Linked DNA regions of Homo sapiens: region 2 is linked to region 1. A link is an interaction called in ENCODE POLR2A ChIA-PET data of the cell type or tissue named here. Cell type or tissue: OCI-LY7. All regions are shown on one strand.

The links. Peaks named below come from ENCODE experiments on the same cell type or tissue, not always from the same donor. Only the 100,000 strongest peaks of a DNase experiment are listed, where the experiment ranks them.
Region 2: POLR2A ChIA-PET joins it to region 1 with 11 read pairs; 3 of 35 experiments call an interaction of 5 or more read pairs at or near these places.

The regions. Positions count from the first base shown.
Region 1 is chr17:47,673,413-47,681,412 of GRCh38, forward strand. It overlaps KPNB1 (karyopherin subunit beta 1), which reads left to right. Exons shown (of 22, transcript NM_002265.6): 14 at 78-149; 15 at 1,226-1,370; 16 at 2,997-3,079; 17 at 3,608-3,715; 18 at 4,634-4,777; 19 at 4,896-5,001; 20 at 6,608-6,722; 21 at 7,096-7,257. Among named protein-coding and RNA genes, the nearest start is that of TBKBP1, 17 kb to the right of the region's middle. In OCI-LY7, no CTCF peak of the experiment used is centred here; no DNase peak of the experiment used is centred here.
Region 2 is chr17:47,249,274-47,257,273 of GRCh38, forward strand. It overlaps ITGB3 (integrin subunit beta 3), which reads left to right and starts at 4,554. Exons shown (of 15, transcript NM_000212.3): 1 at 4,554-4,667. The coding sequence starts at 4,589. RefSeq lists a silencer at 4,349-4,608. In OCI-LY7, a CTCF peak has its summit at 4,656; DNase peaks (open chromatin) are centred at 3,698, 4,658 and 4,998; H3K4me3 peaks cover 1,570 bases.

The sequences.
Region 1 (8,000 bases):
TTAGGGAAGATTATTAAATGGTCCCAGCAAAAGTGGAAGGTTTTCATGTAGAGTATGTTTTCTTATTTTCTTTGTAGTCACATATCCAGAGCACATCCGATAGAATCCAGTTCAATGACCTTCAGTCTTTACTCTGTGCAACTCTTCAGGTATGGTGGTGCCTTATGACTTAATAACTCCAGGTTGGAGAATTATTAGTATCTCAGTATAACAAGTTCGTGTACACACAGAACTCGAAAATGGTATAGATGATGCGGATCAGAAGCTGTTCTCAGAAGGCTTTGGTCTGTGATTGGTTGATTGGGAGAGGAATTCCCCACCTGCCTTACCTGTCTGTCTAGAAAGATTCAAATCCTACTTATTTACAGATGGTCTAGATGTAATCTTGATAAAATCAAACCAACTTGACTTCTCCTAATTCAACATACACTCCTCAGACCTCTCTTCCTCACTCGTTTGTTTCAACTAATGTCACTGTGTAGAGAAGGAAACTACTTAATGTGTGATGGTTCCTTCCAGATGTATAGCTCATTTGTGTTGGCAGCTTGAATGGTTTTGGTTTTTTTATTTTGAAAACCAAAAAACTCTTGGTTTTTCATTAGGTTATTCAAGCCTAGCTCAGTCAGATTTGGTTCCCAGCTATAGTTCACTTGGCTAAAAATAAAGCCTTGAATTTGTACCGTCATCTTTTGAAACATTTGCTGTTTGACCTAATGTCAGTGACATTAGTTGAAACAAACGAGTGAGGAAGGAATGTTTGATGGGAGAAGTCAGGTTGGTTTGATTTTATCAAGTTTATTTCTAGGTCATCTGTAAATAGGTAGGATATAGGAAGGGTTGCTTTTTGTTTGTTTTATGAATAAGAGCTCTAAGGTGATAGGGCCTTCTCTAAAGCTGAAGTAATTTAACTATCATTCCAGTAAGACTGGACTATGGCGGCTACCAGCAGGGATTTGTCAGACAGTAAGACAAATGAAATTGAGAGGACATGACCTTCTGCACAACGGAGGATCAGCTCACGTTTGTTCTGAATTGAGAAACAGGAGAAATGTTAAAATGTATTGCTGATGATTGGTACTGTCAATGTTTTTGTGTATAAAATACATTTGGCATTCCCAAAATTAAAAAATATCAAGGGACTTAATTGATTTTAAAAAGAAAAGGTATAGTGTTCTGATTGGGAGATTTGGAATCAACTGATCTTGAACTCTTACTCATTTCACAGAATGTTCTTCGGAAAGTGCAACATCAAGATGCTTTGCAGATCTCTGATGTGGTTATGGCCTCCCTGTTAAGGATGTTCCAAAGCACAGCTGGGTCTGGGGGAGTACAAGAGGATGCCCTGATGGCAGTTAGCACACTGGTGGAAGGTCGGTGAGAAATACTGTCTGGTCAGGGAATGTCTTTGGAATGTAGGCATTTCAGTGGCCTTAAATAATTGTCACCCAGGCTGGAGTGCAGTGGCACGATCTTGGCGCACTGCAGCCTTGAAATCGTGGGCTCACATGATCCTTCCACTTCAGTGCCCCCACAGTAGCTGGGACTAACAGATGCACACCACCATGCCCAGCTAATTTTTATATTTTTGGTAGAGATGGAGTTTCGCCATGTTGCCCAGACTGGTCTTGAACTCCTGAGTCAAGTGATCCTCCTGCCTCAGCCTCCCAGAGTGCTAGGATTATAGATGTGAGCCACTGGGCCCAGCTTAATTTTGTTTGTGTGTGAAGATAGGGTCTCACTATATTGCTCAGGCTGGTCTCAAACTCCTGGGCCTCCTTGTCAGAGCATTAAAGAATTTTTGACTATAGAAAGCATAGTCCTTTTACTGGGGCATGAGTCACTTCAAAGTTAGATTGAACTTAAGTGCACACCACTTAAATTTGTATAACTGCCTTGTCAGTCCATTTAAATGGGGAGCCAGTTTGCAACGGAGATTGGCAGAGGTGTTGTTTTTTTTTTGTTTTTTTTTTTTGTTTGTTTTTTTTTTGAGACTTGTTCTGTTGCCCAGGATGGAGTGCAGTGGCACCATCTTGGCTCACCACAGCCTCCACCTCCCAGGTTCAAGCAATTCTCCTGCCTCAGCCTTCTGAGTAGCTGGGATTATAGGCATGAGCCACTGTGCCCTGCTAAAAGTTTCTATTTTCTTTCCTGGTACTTGTCATCACCTGGTTTGGTTTGTAGTGCTTTGGACTAAGATTGACACATCATGGTGCCTGGTATGGGATGAAATGAAACATTGAGCGAGTTCTAGGAATTGATTTTCTGATTTTTACATGTCTGACTGCAAAATTGGTTTGGGGAAGCCATATCTGACTTAAGACTCTTTGAAGGGGCATTACGAAGCACTTTAGGAATCTGATATGCCTTTTCAGGGGTGGCCTGTAAGTACATTGCTAAGGCCATTTACCTGAGGACCACTCTCCTGAGGACTAGACCTATTTTTGGCATAAACAGCCTATGTCCAACTGGTCTGTCAACATGTGACCACTCCTCTGAAAGGGCAAAGAAGTTAATTTTGGCTCCTGGAGTGGCTGATTTGGATCTGAAGCCCAGTGCTGCTTTTCCTGGCTGTGGCTTGTTTAGCCCTTGATGGAATTGCCTAAGGACCCTGTTTTGAAGCTGGCTTGCAGAAAGGACATGCTATTATCAGATGAGGAGGTGGACAAGAGTCAGTATTGCTGGTTCAGCCCATTTAAAATTAACCTTGACATTCCTTGAGGGTCATACCACTTGGTTGTATTAGTCAGAGTAAAGCCCTATTCTGTGGACAGTGGGCATTGTCTCTGTGGCGTATGAATTAGGGCCCTTCCAGCAGTAATAAATTTGGCTTATGCAAGCCTTTAATGTCTTCATGATGGAATCGGTAACTAAAGCACATTTCACCCAACCTGTTGAGTGGAGCGAGTACATTTTGGGAGAGGTAGGATGGGTTATTTCTGCCTGCCTCTGTGTTAACCCGTGGTGCTGTCATTGGCTAATAGCTTATTTCATTACAGTGTTGGGTGGTGAATTCCTCAAGTACATGGAGGCCTTTAAACCCTTCCTGGGCATTGGATTAAAAAATTATGCTGAATACCAGGTAGGATGTGCTTTTCAAAATAGTATGTTCCCATTTATATCTGACAGTCACTGTAGTGCACGCAAAACCAGGTTCTTATAGCTTAAGTAGTTTTTCCTGATACATTGTCCTAAAAGGCAAGCTACTTTATTCATTGCCTGAACGTTTGAACTGGAAGTAGTCCATGAAAAACAGGATATTAGATGTACCAGATAACGGTGGACAAGATATTAGATGTAACAGATAATGGTGGACAAGATGACTGTTTATTTGCTTAGACAGTACTAATGCAGGAGCAGCTATAAAGTTGAGCTATTAGCACCCTGGAGAGCAAGGCTTTTTTTTTTTTTTTTTTTTTAACTTTATCAGTGATCTCTCTCGGATAGTCTTTGTTCCCTGCCTGCCATGTTGGTTGTTGAAAAATTAATCTCGGCAGAGGGATTTAACTCTAGGTTCAAGTGATAAAAGCTCAGCAGCTAGTTAAAAATAATATCTTGCCCCAGCAGGCAGCCTTTTCTGTTAGAAGATTATTTCCTTGATTCTTGGCAGGTTTGTTTGGCAGCTGTGGGCTTAGTGGGAGACTTGTGCCGTGCCCTGCAATCCAACATCATACCTTTCTGTGACGAGGTGATGCAGCTGCTTCTGGAAAATTTGGGGGTGAGTATCTACACACAATCTAATTAACCAGTCTTCTTTGAAGAAAACAACAGTTGGAAAGATAGTTAAATATCGACCAGGCTGGGCGCAGTGGCCTGTAATCCCAGCATTTTGGGAGGCCGAGGCAGGCCAGGAGTTCGAGACCAACCTGGACAACATGGTGAAACCCCGTCTGTACTGTAGATACAAAAAAAATTAGCCGGGCGTGATGGCAGGCGCTTGTAATCCCAGCTACTCGGAAGGCTGAGGCAGGATAATCGCTTGTACCCGGGAGGTGGACGTTGCAGTGAGCCAAGATCACGCCATTGCACTCCAGCCTGGGCAAGAAGAGCCAAACTCCGTCTCAAAAAAAAAAAAAAAAAAAAAAAATCAGTGACAGGGAGCTGTAAGTTTCTAGAACATTGGCTTTGGGCTTATAAAGAGGGGAGTTGTTCATTTCACAGATGACTCTGAAGAAAGATTGTAAAGTTAAAGGAATGTGTGCTCTATTAGAGATTTTTAAAACAAAACAGTAAAATGCAAAGGAAAAGTAAATACAGTTGTTCCTTGACTTATGATGGAGTTAGGTCCCAATAAACACATTGTAAAGTGGAGAAATCATCAAACCATCATGAGCAGGGGACCATTTGTATATTATACCTCTCTCCAGAGATAGCCATCATTAATTATTGTACATGTGTGTTCTCAGACAAGTCACTTGATTCTTAAGTCAGTCTCCTCATGTGTAAAGTGGGAATACCAATACCTGGGCTAGCTTCTTAGAGTTGGTGTGAGGTGCAAATGGGAAAGGTTTTGTAAGCTATAAAGGACCATCCAAATATTTAAAATCAATAGTTGCTTGTTAGAAATGAAATTTTCATGAATCTTTGGACCAAACAAGTTTTGACTTAATTCACTTTTCCTTTTGTTCCTTGTCAGAATGAGAACGTCCACAGGTCTGTGAAGCCGCAGATTCTGTCAGTGTTTGGTGATATTGCCCTTGCTATTGGAGGAGAGTTTAAAAAATACTTAGAGGTTGTATTGAATACTCTTCAGCAGGCCTCCCAAGCCCAGGTGGACAAGGTAAGCTTAAAGCTATCTTGGCTGTTCTTTAAGTCTAGCTCTAATTGGAGGGACTATTGACAAACATGCAGCTAAAAGTGATCAGTGTGATGTAGGTTCTGTTCTTTGTGTCTTACAGTCAGACTATGACATGGTGGATTATCTGAATGAGCTAAGGGAAAGCTGCTTGGAAGCCTATACTGGAATCGTCCAGGGATTAAAGGGGGATCAGGAGAACGTACACCGTTGAGTATACAACCCAGTTCCCTTCGTCCGCTCGCCAATGTGCACTTAGCCAAGTGGGCTATGTCTGTCATTCTGTAGCTCGCTTGTGAACCTAGTGCCTGTTGCTTAAAAGGCTGGGAGAAGGGGGAGCAGTGCCCTAATGAAGAGAGTGGCTTGGGGAAAACTGTAGACTACTGTTTTTGCTCTGCTTCTTCTTTCTTTTTTTTGTTTTGAGACGGAGTCTCACTCTGTTGCCCAGGCTGGAGTGCAGTCGTGCAATCTCGGCTCACTGCAACCTCCACCTCCCAGGTTCAAGCAGTTCTCCTGCCTCAGCCTCCTGAGTAGCTGGAACTATACACATCTGCCACTATGCCTGGCTAATTTTTATATTTTTAGTAGAGGCAAGCTTTCACCTTGTTGGTCAGGCTGGTCTTGAACTCCTGATCTCAATTGATCCACCCGCCTTGGTCTCCCAAAGTGCTGGGATTACAGGCTTGAGCCACTGTGCCCAGCCTTTTAAATTTATTTTATTTTATTTTTATTTTTTGGAGACAGTCTCACTCTCACCCAAGCTGGAGTGCAGTGGAGCGATCACAGCTCACTGCAGTCTTCACTTCCTGGGTTCAAGTGATTCTTATGCCTCAGCTTCCTGAGTAGCTGGGACTACAGGCACACACCACCATGCCCAGCTATTTTTTTTTTTTTTGTATTTTAGTAGAGATGGGATTTCACCATGTTTTGCAGGCTGCTCTCGAACTCCTGAGCTCAGGCAATCTCCCACCTTGGGCTCCCAAAGTGATGGGATTTCAGGCGTGAGCCACTGCACCCAGCCCTCTGCTTCTTTTTCTCATATTTCTTGAGTATTACAAGGGATGGGATTCAGCAAAAATGTTGGGGGGAAGAAACCCAACATAAATGCTTCCTGTATCAACCATGAGTGGCAGGTCCCCTACCCCTTTCCCATCCCCACAAGCTAAATTGGAGGACTGGGGAGTCATAATTCCCGTTACGTGTTCTTGTTGCTGATTGGGGAAATTTTTTACTTCACCCCCCTTGGTATCATTAGCTCAGGAAAAAGTTAAATTTGTTTCTTCTATATTTGCCTATAGGAAGAGGAATATTTGTCTCTTCTGTCGACTTGAGGAACGACACATTAATCAAAGGAAGAATAATTTGATATAACTATATGCATCTAGTTATCCAGCTTGGACCTTGTATGATAGGGGTATAATAGTTGGAAATTTTGAAAAAGGATGTAGTCCTGCCATATGAGGGACAGCTGCATCAGACCTTCTCTCTCTTTTTTTTTTCTTTTTTTTTTGAGATGGAATCTTGCTCTGTCGCCTAGGCTGGAGCGCAGTGGCGCAATCTCGGCTCACTGCAAGCTCCGCCTCCTGGGTTCACGCCATTTTCCTACCTCAGCCTCCTGAGTAGCTGGGACTACAGGCGCCCGCCACCACGCCCGGCTAATTTTTTTGTATTTTTAGTAGAGACGGGGTTTCACCGAGTTAGCCAGGATGGTCTCGATCTTCTGACCTTGTGATCCACCCGCCTGGGCCTCCTAAAGTGCTGGGTTTACAGGCATGAGCCACCGCACCCGACCAATACCTTCTCTCTCTTTTATAGCGGATGTGATGCTGGTACAACCCAGAGTAGAATTTATTCTGTCTTTCATTGACCACATTGCTGGAGATGAGGATCACACAGATGGAGTAGTAGCTTGTGCTGCTGGACTAATAGGGTAAGTTATACCCTGCTTCTAAGAGCTGAATAGAACTTCTCACAGAAAATGAGAAAACATGGAGTAAGGAGTTTTGAGAGTATCGCGGATGGCAACAGTTCACTTTTTTGGCACAGAGATTTCTTTGCAGAACGCTTCATGTCCTGTTTTGAGTGTTCACATGATAGTTTATTCCAGACCCTCAAGGTGTCTGTATTACACCCCATTAAACTCTGATGTTGGTCAACAATTGCCTCTGTCTAGTGACCTCTACTGAGGGTTTTATTTATCTTTGAAATTTGCTAAGAAACCCATAGCACTGGTTTGGAAGGCTCAAAACATTATACTGGTATGGGGCTAGGAGCTCATTCTCAGCTGTGTTTGTTTTGCACAGGGACTTATGTACAGCATTTGGGAAGGATGTACTGAAATTAGTAGAAGCTAGGCCAATGATCCATGAATTGTTAACTGAAGGGCGGAGATCGAAGACTAACAAAGCAAAAACCCTTGCTACATGGGCAACAAAAGAACTGAGGAAACTGAAGAACCAAGCTTGGTAAGATCTTGCCTCCACTGTCCTCTTTCTTCTACTTCCTGGAGGAGGGGGGTATGTTTTCTTTAGGCCATTCTGGCAAGCACTGCCTTCTGGCATTTTTTTTGTTTGTACTTTTTCCCATGTAGGTGCTTCTGAGTCAGGCAGCCTCAGTTTTTCCTTGAGCCAAATGTTTGACTCCTCATAGTGATGGAGAGCAGAACTTTTAAAACTGGAATTCACTGAAATTCCCTGAGTATTTTGGGTCCTAATAAAATCATCAGTAATGCCATTTCCCCCTAATTCTCTTCTGTTTTCTATTCCTTTCCTCATGCCCTATTCTTTCTTTACAGCAGTGCTTTTAGACGTTGCCTAGCTCTAGAGAAGATTTCCAAAGTCAAATGTTTTTTTGTGTGTGTGTGTGTGTGTGTGTGTTTTCTTTTTGAGACAGAGTCTCACTGTCGCCCAGGCTGGAGTGCAATGGCACAATCTCGGTTCACTGCAACTGCTGCCTCCTGGGTTTGAGCAATTCTCCTGTCTCAGCCTCCCGAGTAGCTGGGATTACAGTCACATGCCACCACACCCGACTAATTTTCTTTTTTTCTTTTCTTTTCTTCTTCTTTTTTTTTTTTTTTTTCTTTTGGAGACAGTCTCGCTCTGTCGCCCAGGCTGGAGTGCAGTGGTGCGATCTCAGCTTATTGCAACCTCTGCCTCCCGGGTTCAAGCAGTTCTCTGCCTCAGCCTCCTGAGTAGCTAGGATTACAGGT
Region 2 (8,000 bases), 420 kb before region 1:
CTCTGTCTCTACAAAGAATTTAAAAATTATCTGGATGTGGTGGTGTGTGCCTATAGTCCTAGATACTGAGGAGGCTGGAGTAGGAGGATTGCTTTAGCCCAGGAGTTCAAGGCTACAATCAGCTATGATCATGTCACTGCACTCTAGCCTGGGCAACAGAGCAAGATCCTGTGTCAAAAATGAAATGAAATGAAATAAAATAAAATAAAATAAAATAAAATAAATTGGGGTCATATCACCTAGAGAACATAAATCTTAGAAAGGATTTGAAAACTGTCTCCAAATAGATAGACGACATCTAGATGATGTTGAATAGAGTAGCTAGAGAAAAACCTGGGACAATTTGAGCAGCATAATAATGATAGTACTGGATTATCAGTCCTGCAATAAAATAAATATCTGTGAGTTTATACTGACATAAATAAACAAATTTTAAAGTGGAAGAGAAGGGACAGCTCTTCTTTACTGTTGAATGTTAATTAATAACTGTATAAGAAAAAGGAAAATAGAAAATCACTGTGAATCAAATGCCACAGTAATAATTGTTGCAGTTAAGAATCATCAATGGATGATAAAATTAGTGGGTGAAATTATGAAACCATTATGATATTTGCATAAAATTAAAGTATCCTCCCATTAAATATGTATTGATTACAAAGAGAAAAATGGTAGCTTTTTTTTTGTATTTTTTTACTTTTTATTATCCATCTGCTAAGGCCCTGTCATTCACAGAAATGGTAGCTTTATAGTGAATAAACCTGGCAGACACCACCTTAACAATGTGATCAAAGTAATAAGCCATATCAACATCATATACTCCTTGATATGATGTACTGAGAAGGCACAACATCATTTTTGTGGTATTATTGTCCAAAATGAGAAAACAACAGACAAGCCCCAAATAAACAAAATACTACAAAAAACTGGCCTAGACTTTTCTTTTCTTTTTTTTTCTTTTTGAGATGGAGTCTTCCTCTGTCACCCAGGCTGGAGTGCAGCGGTGCAATCTCGGCTCACAGCAACCTCTGCCTCCCAGGTTCAAGTGATTCTCCTGCCTCAGCCTCCCAAGTAGCTGGGACTACAGGCACGTACCACCATGCCCAGCTAATTTGTGTGTATGTGTGTGTATGACGGAGTCTTGCTCTGTCACCGAGGCTGATGTGCAGTGGTGTGATCTTGGCTCACTGCAACTCCGCCTCCCAGGTTCAAGCGATTCTCCTGTCTCAGCCTCCTAAGTAGCTGGGATTACAAGTGCCTGCCATGATGCCTGGCTAATTTTTTGTATTTTTGGTAGAGATAGGGTTTCACCATGTTGGCCAGGCTGACCTCAAACTCCTGACCTCAGGTGATCTGCCCATCTTGGCCTCCCAAAGTGCTGGGATTACAGGTATGAGCCACCACGCCTGGCCCTTTTTTGTATTTTTAGTAGGGATAGCGTTTCGCCATCTTGGCCAGGCTGGTCTTGAACTCCTGACCTCAAGTGATCCACCTGCCTTGGCCTCCCAAAGTGCTGGGATTATAGGCATTAGCTACCACACCCGGCTGGCCTAGACTTTTCAAAAGTGTCAAAGTGATGAATGAGAAAGACTGAGAAAATGTCACAGATTGAGGCCAACTAAGGAGACATGATGACTAAATACAATGGATTAGATCCTGGACCAGAAAAAGAACATTAATGGGAAAAAAAATGGTAAAATTCAAATTCTGTAGCTAGATGAATTGATAGTATTATATCGATGTTAATTTCCTGTGTTTGATAATTATGATGTAGAAATGTAAGATGTGAACGTTAGGGGAAGCTGGGTGAAGGACATAAGAAAACTCTCTTTAGTATTTTGTAACTCTTCTGTAAGTATTAATGATTTCAAAATAAAAAGTTAGGGAAAAAAATCCAGGAGGAGAAGAAAGAGAAACAAGAATATAAAGGATGGCAGACTTCTCACCAGAGATGATGGAGACAGCAAACAGCAGACCATCTTTAATGTACTTGAAGAGACAAGTCTCAATCAATTTAGAAGTTTATTTGGCCAAGGTTAAGCACATGCCCATGACATAGCCTCAGGAAGTCCTGAAGACACGTGCCCAAGGTGGTCAGGCTACAGCTCAGTTTTATACATTTTAGGGAGACAAAAGACATCAATCAATACATGTACATTGAACATTGGTTCAGTCCAGAAAGGCAGGACATCTGACACAGGGACTTCCAGGTTAGAGACGGATTCAAAGATTTTTTCATTGGCAATTGGTTGTAAGTGTTATTATCTAAAGACCTAGAACCAACAGAAAGGAATGTCTGAGTTAGGATAAAGGGTTGTGGAGACCAAACTTTTATCATGCAGATGAAGCCAGAGGCTTCAGACAGAATAGACTGTTAATGTTTCTTATCAGACTTAGAGAGTCTATTCTATCAGCCTTAAGGTCTTTGTGTTGATGCTAATGCTGGTCAGCTGTGAGGCATATTCAACCACCACCCCCCCTCCACCTTCCCCAAACCTGCTTCACATCATGGTCTGAACTAGTTTTTCAGATTAACTTTGGAATGCCCTTGGCTGAGAGGAAGGGTTAGTTCAGACAGTTGTGGGGGGGCTTATAATGTTATTTTTAGTTTACAGGTTCTTACAATTTACATAGAATTGTTCAATATTAATTCAACATAGGCTACTGTATGATAAGTTAAGGAGGAATATTGTAATACCTAGAGCAAACACACACACACACACACACACACACACACACACATGCAAACGAGGTGTAGCTAGGAAGCCAGTAGAGAAAAAAAAATTATCCCAAAAGAAAGCAGAAAAAGAGAAACAGAGAAACCAGCCAAAAAGATAGAACGAATAACAAGATAGTAAATGTAAACACAACCATCAATTACTATACTAAATGTGAATGGACTAGCTCCTTTGCCTTCCCTGGGGCTGGGAGTGCAGGATGGACTCACTTGCACAATTATGTCATGTTTGCTAGGGCTTGGGCTAGGGTTGTGGACTTAGCATACTTGCTGAGGCCAGTGCCCACCCCAAGTGGTTGCTGACAGCAGGGATAGGCTAAGGAGACACCTAAGTGGCTGGAGATTGGTTTTATATATATGGGAATGGAGCAGATAACTAAATACTTAGGCAGAGATGTAACCAGGCCATGTGACCTGAACTTTGCTCCAGGGCATTGACACTGCTGTTAAAATGCTTCTGGCCTAGAGGCCCTCTGCAGCCAGGGGAGGTAGATGGAGCTTCAGCCTGAAAACCCAGGTCAGAGGGCCCAAGTACCCTTTGCAGAGCTGGCTTTTCCCCTTGCAAATTGCTAGTGACGCTTCAGCTGATGTGTGTTACTATTAAGGTCCTAGTGTTTGGGAGGGTGGGGCAGGAGGTGGAGGATTGTCAGAAAAAAATTACATGGAAAAAGATGGCATCTGAGATGTTTTGAAAGATAAGTGGAATTTTCCAAGTGGAAAAAGGAAGGAAAATCAGTCAGATAGGAAGGCATGGAGCATTGGGGAATGACAAGTATCTTCTTGGACTAGGGTGGGAGATGGGCTGGAGAGATGGGTCAGGGCCAGTTGTCTGGCATCTTGTGTGTCTCAGAAGAGGGTGGGCACGCTGCGTAGGGAAGCCCAGGGCCACTCTGAAAGCCCTAAAGGGGAACTGATGCCTCTGGCCTTGTTTTTATCACCATCAGGACTACCCATTGAGGCAGGCTGCACTACCAGCTACTTCCTGGTGCCCTCTTGCTCATAGCCATAGTATTTTGCCTCTCTGAGCTTCCAGAGGTTTTAAGTCTGGGGAAGACCCAGGGACTCAAAGAAAGATTGGGGTGGGAGATAAGGGGCCACAGTTTGGGGGAGTCAGGCAGGAGGCCTTTGAGGAAAATAGATAAAGTCCCAAAGCCTGTGAGTGTGAATTTGGAGGCAATATGCTGTGTTCTGAAACGTTTTCAGACACTGGCTAGGTGCAAGCAAGTGTTTGTAGGGCGAGGCTCTTCATGGACCTATCACTGCTTACGCAAGCTTGGGATGTGGTCTTGCCCTCAACAGGTAGGTAGTCTACCGGAAAACCAAACTAAGGCAAGAAAAAAATTAGTGAATAATAAAGGACTGAACCGGTTCAGAGAAGGCATTCAGCAGATGTTTGCCAGTCAAATGAATTAAAGTGTGAATGAATGAAACTCGAGGTAGTGGGTGAATGTGTCCCAAGAATCCAGCGAAACAGGGTCTCCCAGGAGGCGGGACTGGAAGGGTCCGGAGAGGGGCCACAGGCTCCTGGCCTTTCTAAGCACACCAAGTGCCCAGTCGCGGACCCCCGGGACCAGGATGCGCTGACGACCCGGCTGGCAGGCGGGTCCTCGTGGGCGAGGCGAGGGAGGCGGCGAGAGAGGAGCAATAGTTTCCCACCGCTCCCTCTCAGGCGCAGGGTCTAGAGAAGCGCGAGGGGATCTAGAGAAGCCGGAGGGGAGGAAGCGCGAGTCCGCGGCCCGCCCCGTTGCGTCCCACCCACCGCGTCCCCTCCCCTCCCCTCCCGCTGCGGGAAAAGCGGCCGCGGGCGGCGGCGCCCACTGTGGGGCGGGCGGAGCGCCGCGGGAGGCGGACGAGATGCGAGCGCGGCCGCGGCCCCGGCCGCTCTGGGCGACTGTGCTGGCGCTGGGGGCGCTGGCGGGCGTTGGCGTAGGAGGTGAGTGAGGCTCCGGCTCGGCAGCGTCGCAGCTGCCCCAGGATCTGCGCCCCGGTCAAGTTGCGGACTTGGAGCCGGCAAACGCGGAGGGCTGGTCCCGCGCGTCTGCGCTGGGAATGCGCGTGTCCTGGCTGGCGCGGTCGGAGCCGGGAGCTGGGGACCTTCCTGGCCCGGCGGTGGCGGGGCTGAGAGGTGCCTGGTGCCTGGGAGCGGGTCCTCCGAGACGCCGAAGCCATCAGCCAGGCTGAGCGCCTTCCCGGCCGCCGCGGCGCGCACGGTGCGGTGGGCGCATCTCTGAGCCCCGCGCTCACCCGGGGCTGCGCGCGTCGCGGGTGGTCCTGGTCGGGCCAAGGACGACTGGCCCAGGAGCCAAGGCGAGGTGGGGCTTCCGGGGGTTGTTCCCGCGCCTTGGCAGAGGGATGCCGCTGTAGCTTCCTGGGTGAGAGCGTGCGCGCGCGCGGGTTTGCCAGTTTCCCCACATTTCCAATTTCTCCTGTTACGCTTTCTCCAGAAGGTTTTTTCTTTTCCTTTTTTCTTTCTTTCTTTCTTTTTTTTACCTTCAACTTGGCTTCCTGCGGGGTTGTTTTGGAGCAGGATGAGGGCTTTGCCTCCTCCAGTGTCCCCAGGTGGCAGCGGTGCCTCTGCTCCCAGGGCAGACCCTGCACCCGAAAAATCTCTAGTGTATTCGGGGAGCCATGAAAAGGCTCCCTTGGGCCGGTGGGATCCTTGGCTTTGTCTCTGGCTGCTGCGCACACCGTCAGCCGTCAGGGCAATTGGCATTCGGCCTCTTTGGTACTGGGGACACAGGTGGAGGGATGGAGCGGGCACAGCCCGGGGTTGCTGCCCGTGGTCCTCTCTGAGTCCTTGGTGATTTTGCCTGGGCTGGAGAGAAACCCTGGCTCCTGGTCTGCTGGGGCCGCCTCTGCCTCAGAGGATGACACAAGAGTGCATGTAAGTATTTTTAATAAAAACTGTAGTACTCGTAAAACAATCTACACCCTGCAGAAGGGATTTGTTATTTTATTTTATTATTTATTTATTTATTTATTTATTTTTGAGACGGAGTCTTGCTCTGTCGCCCAGGCTGGAGTGCAGTGGTGGGTTCTCGGCTCACTGCAACTTCTGCCTCCTGGGTTTAAGCGATTCTTCTGGCTCAGCCTCCCGAGTAGCTGGGATTACAGGCGCCTGCCACCACGGCCGGCTAATTTTTGTATTTTTAGTAGAGACGCGGTTTCACCATGTTGGCCAGGCTGGTCTGGAGCTCCTGGCCTCAAGTGATCCGCCCACCTCAGCCTCCCAAAGTGCTGGGAATACAGGCGTGAGCCACCGCACCTGGCCAGGATTTATTTTAAAAAGGGAAGATTTGTTGATAAATTCACTTCAAAGATAAACTATTCGAAAATACTTTAGTGATTCCCGTCAAGACTCTTCTGTGTATGTATAGACGTATAACTCATTCTGGACAGGGCAAGGATATCTTTTTTTGTTTGTTTGTTTGTTTTGAGATGGACTCTCGCTGTCGCCAGGCTAGAGTGCAGTGGCGCGATTTCAGCTCACTGCAACCTCCGCTTCCCGGGTTCAAGGGATTCTCCTGCCTCAGCCTCCCGAGTAGCTGGGATTACAGGCACGCACCACCACGCCCTACTAATTTTTGTATTTTTAGTAGAGACGGGATTTCCCCATGTTGGCCAGGATGATCTCGATCTCTTGACCCCGTGATCAGCCTGCCTTGGCCTCCCAAAGTGCTGGGATTACAGGCGTGAGCCACCGCACCCGGCCAAGGGTATCTTGAAGGAGGGATTACAGTTGATATGTAGAGGAATATTGCAGTGGTTATTGCTGCATTTCCTATGTGACTGGGACTAAAACAGATCAGCTGATAGTGTTAGCGTGCAGTGAGCAGTCTGATGACTATGACACAGAAATAAGAATCTCCAGCATTCTGCCCTGGGACATGTGGAGCCTTGGGTCAGATGCTGCTGGCTATTGATGCCGGGAATGGAGAAATCCACCAGGGCAACTCAGTAAAAATAAATAAATAAATAAATAAATAAATACATAATTAAAAAAAGGGTATCCTTGTCCTGTCCAGGATGAGATGCTTGCTTCCATGCACTTACGACAATTTTTGCTGTCATTAAAAAATTTTCACATTCACAGTCTTCTAAATTCACTTTGGAGTGTATTGGATTCCACTGCATTGACATACGTAAGTTTGCATTAAAAGATCCTTTAAGATATCTGGTCAGGCACGGTGGCTCACGCCTGTAATCCCAGCACTTTGGGAAGTGGAGGTAGAAGGATTGCTTGAGCCCAGGAGTTCGAGACCAGCTTGGGCAACATAGTGAGACCTAATCTCTACTAAAAATTAAAAAAAAATCCTTAGGCGATCTGTTCACAGATTAATCTTGTGATTGGGGCGATTCCAGAAGTGGTAATGGGTTGTGCTGAGCTAGCCCCACACTCTCTCTGAGAAGCAGTGTACAGTAGTGTTTAAGGGCAGGGGCTCTAAAGTCAGACTTCCAGAGTAATACCCCCCCCCCCAACCTCACAAATCAGTTTCTACTATATTTATATCTGCCATCCCAGTGTTGGTGGTAGGGTCTTCAGATCCCTGGGGAAGCAGATGGTGGGATGAGAGTAGGAGAGTTGTGTTGGGACTCCAAGTGTTGAAGGGGCACAGAAAGAGCTGAGTGGCACAGAGAGGTTGTCCCAGAGTAGCGGAGTCTGCTTTGGGGAGAAGAGAGATTGACTGAGGATAGCATCAAGTTTTTCATTTTATGTACAAAGATGATCTTTTTAGCTTCACCCAGGAAGTATGGGTTTTGTGTCTTCCTCGTGTTTAGGTTTTTATTCTGACCTAATTAGGTCTAAGCTGAGGTGCTTATTTCTCTTCTGGAGTTTATATCCTAGAAGCTCTCCAATCGAAGCCCTCTGCAGGTATCCTCAGGTCCTGGAGAAACACAGCAGGAAGGCTTGTTGGCTTCGGAAAGGGAGGGCTATGGTTTAAAGCCAGTAAGATGTGGGTTTGATTCTTGACTTTGTCTCCTGTAGGCTGTGTGGCCTTAAATAAGTTACCTAATCTCTTGAGTCCTCAGTTTCCTCATTTGTAAGGCAGAGGAAACAATGCCTATGATTATGCTGATTAAATGAAACAGAGGCACAAAATAAGTGTTTAATGAATGACAACTACTATTGTCATTATTCTTCCTATCCATGCTATCTGCCATGTATTGGAGGCAAAAGCTGTTACTACTTCATGCATATGCGCTATGCAGGCTTCCAGAATGAAACTGATGGGGTCCCTTTCCCCCACATATGTGAGAGGGGGTC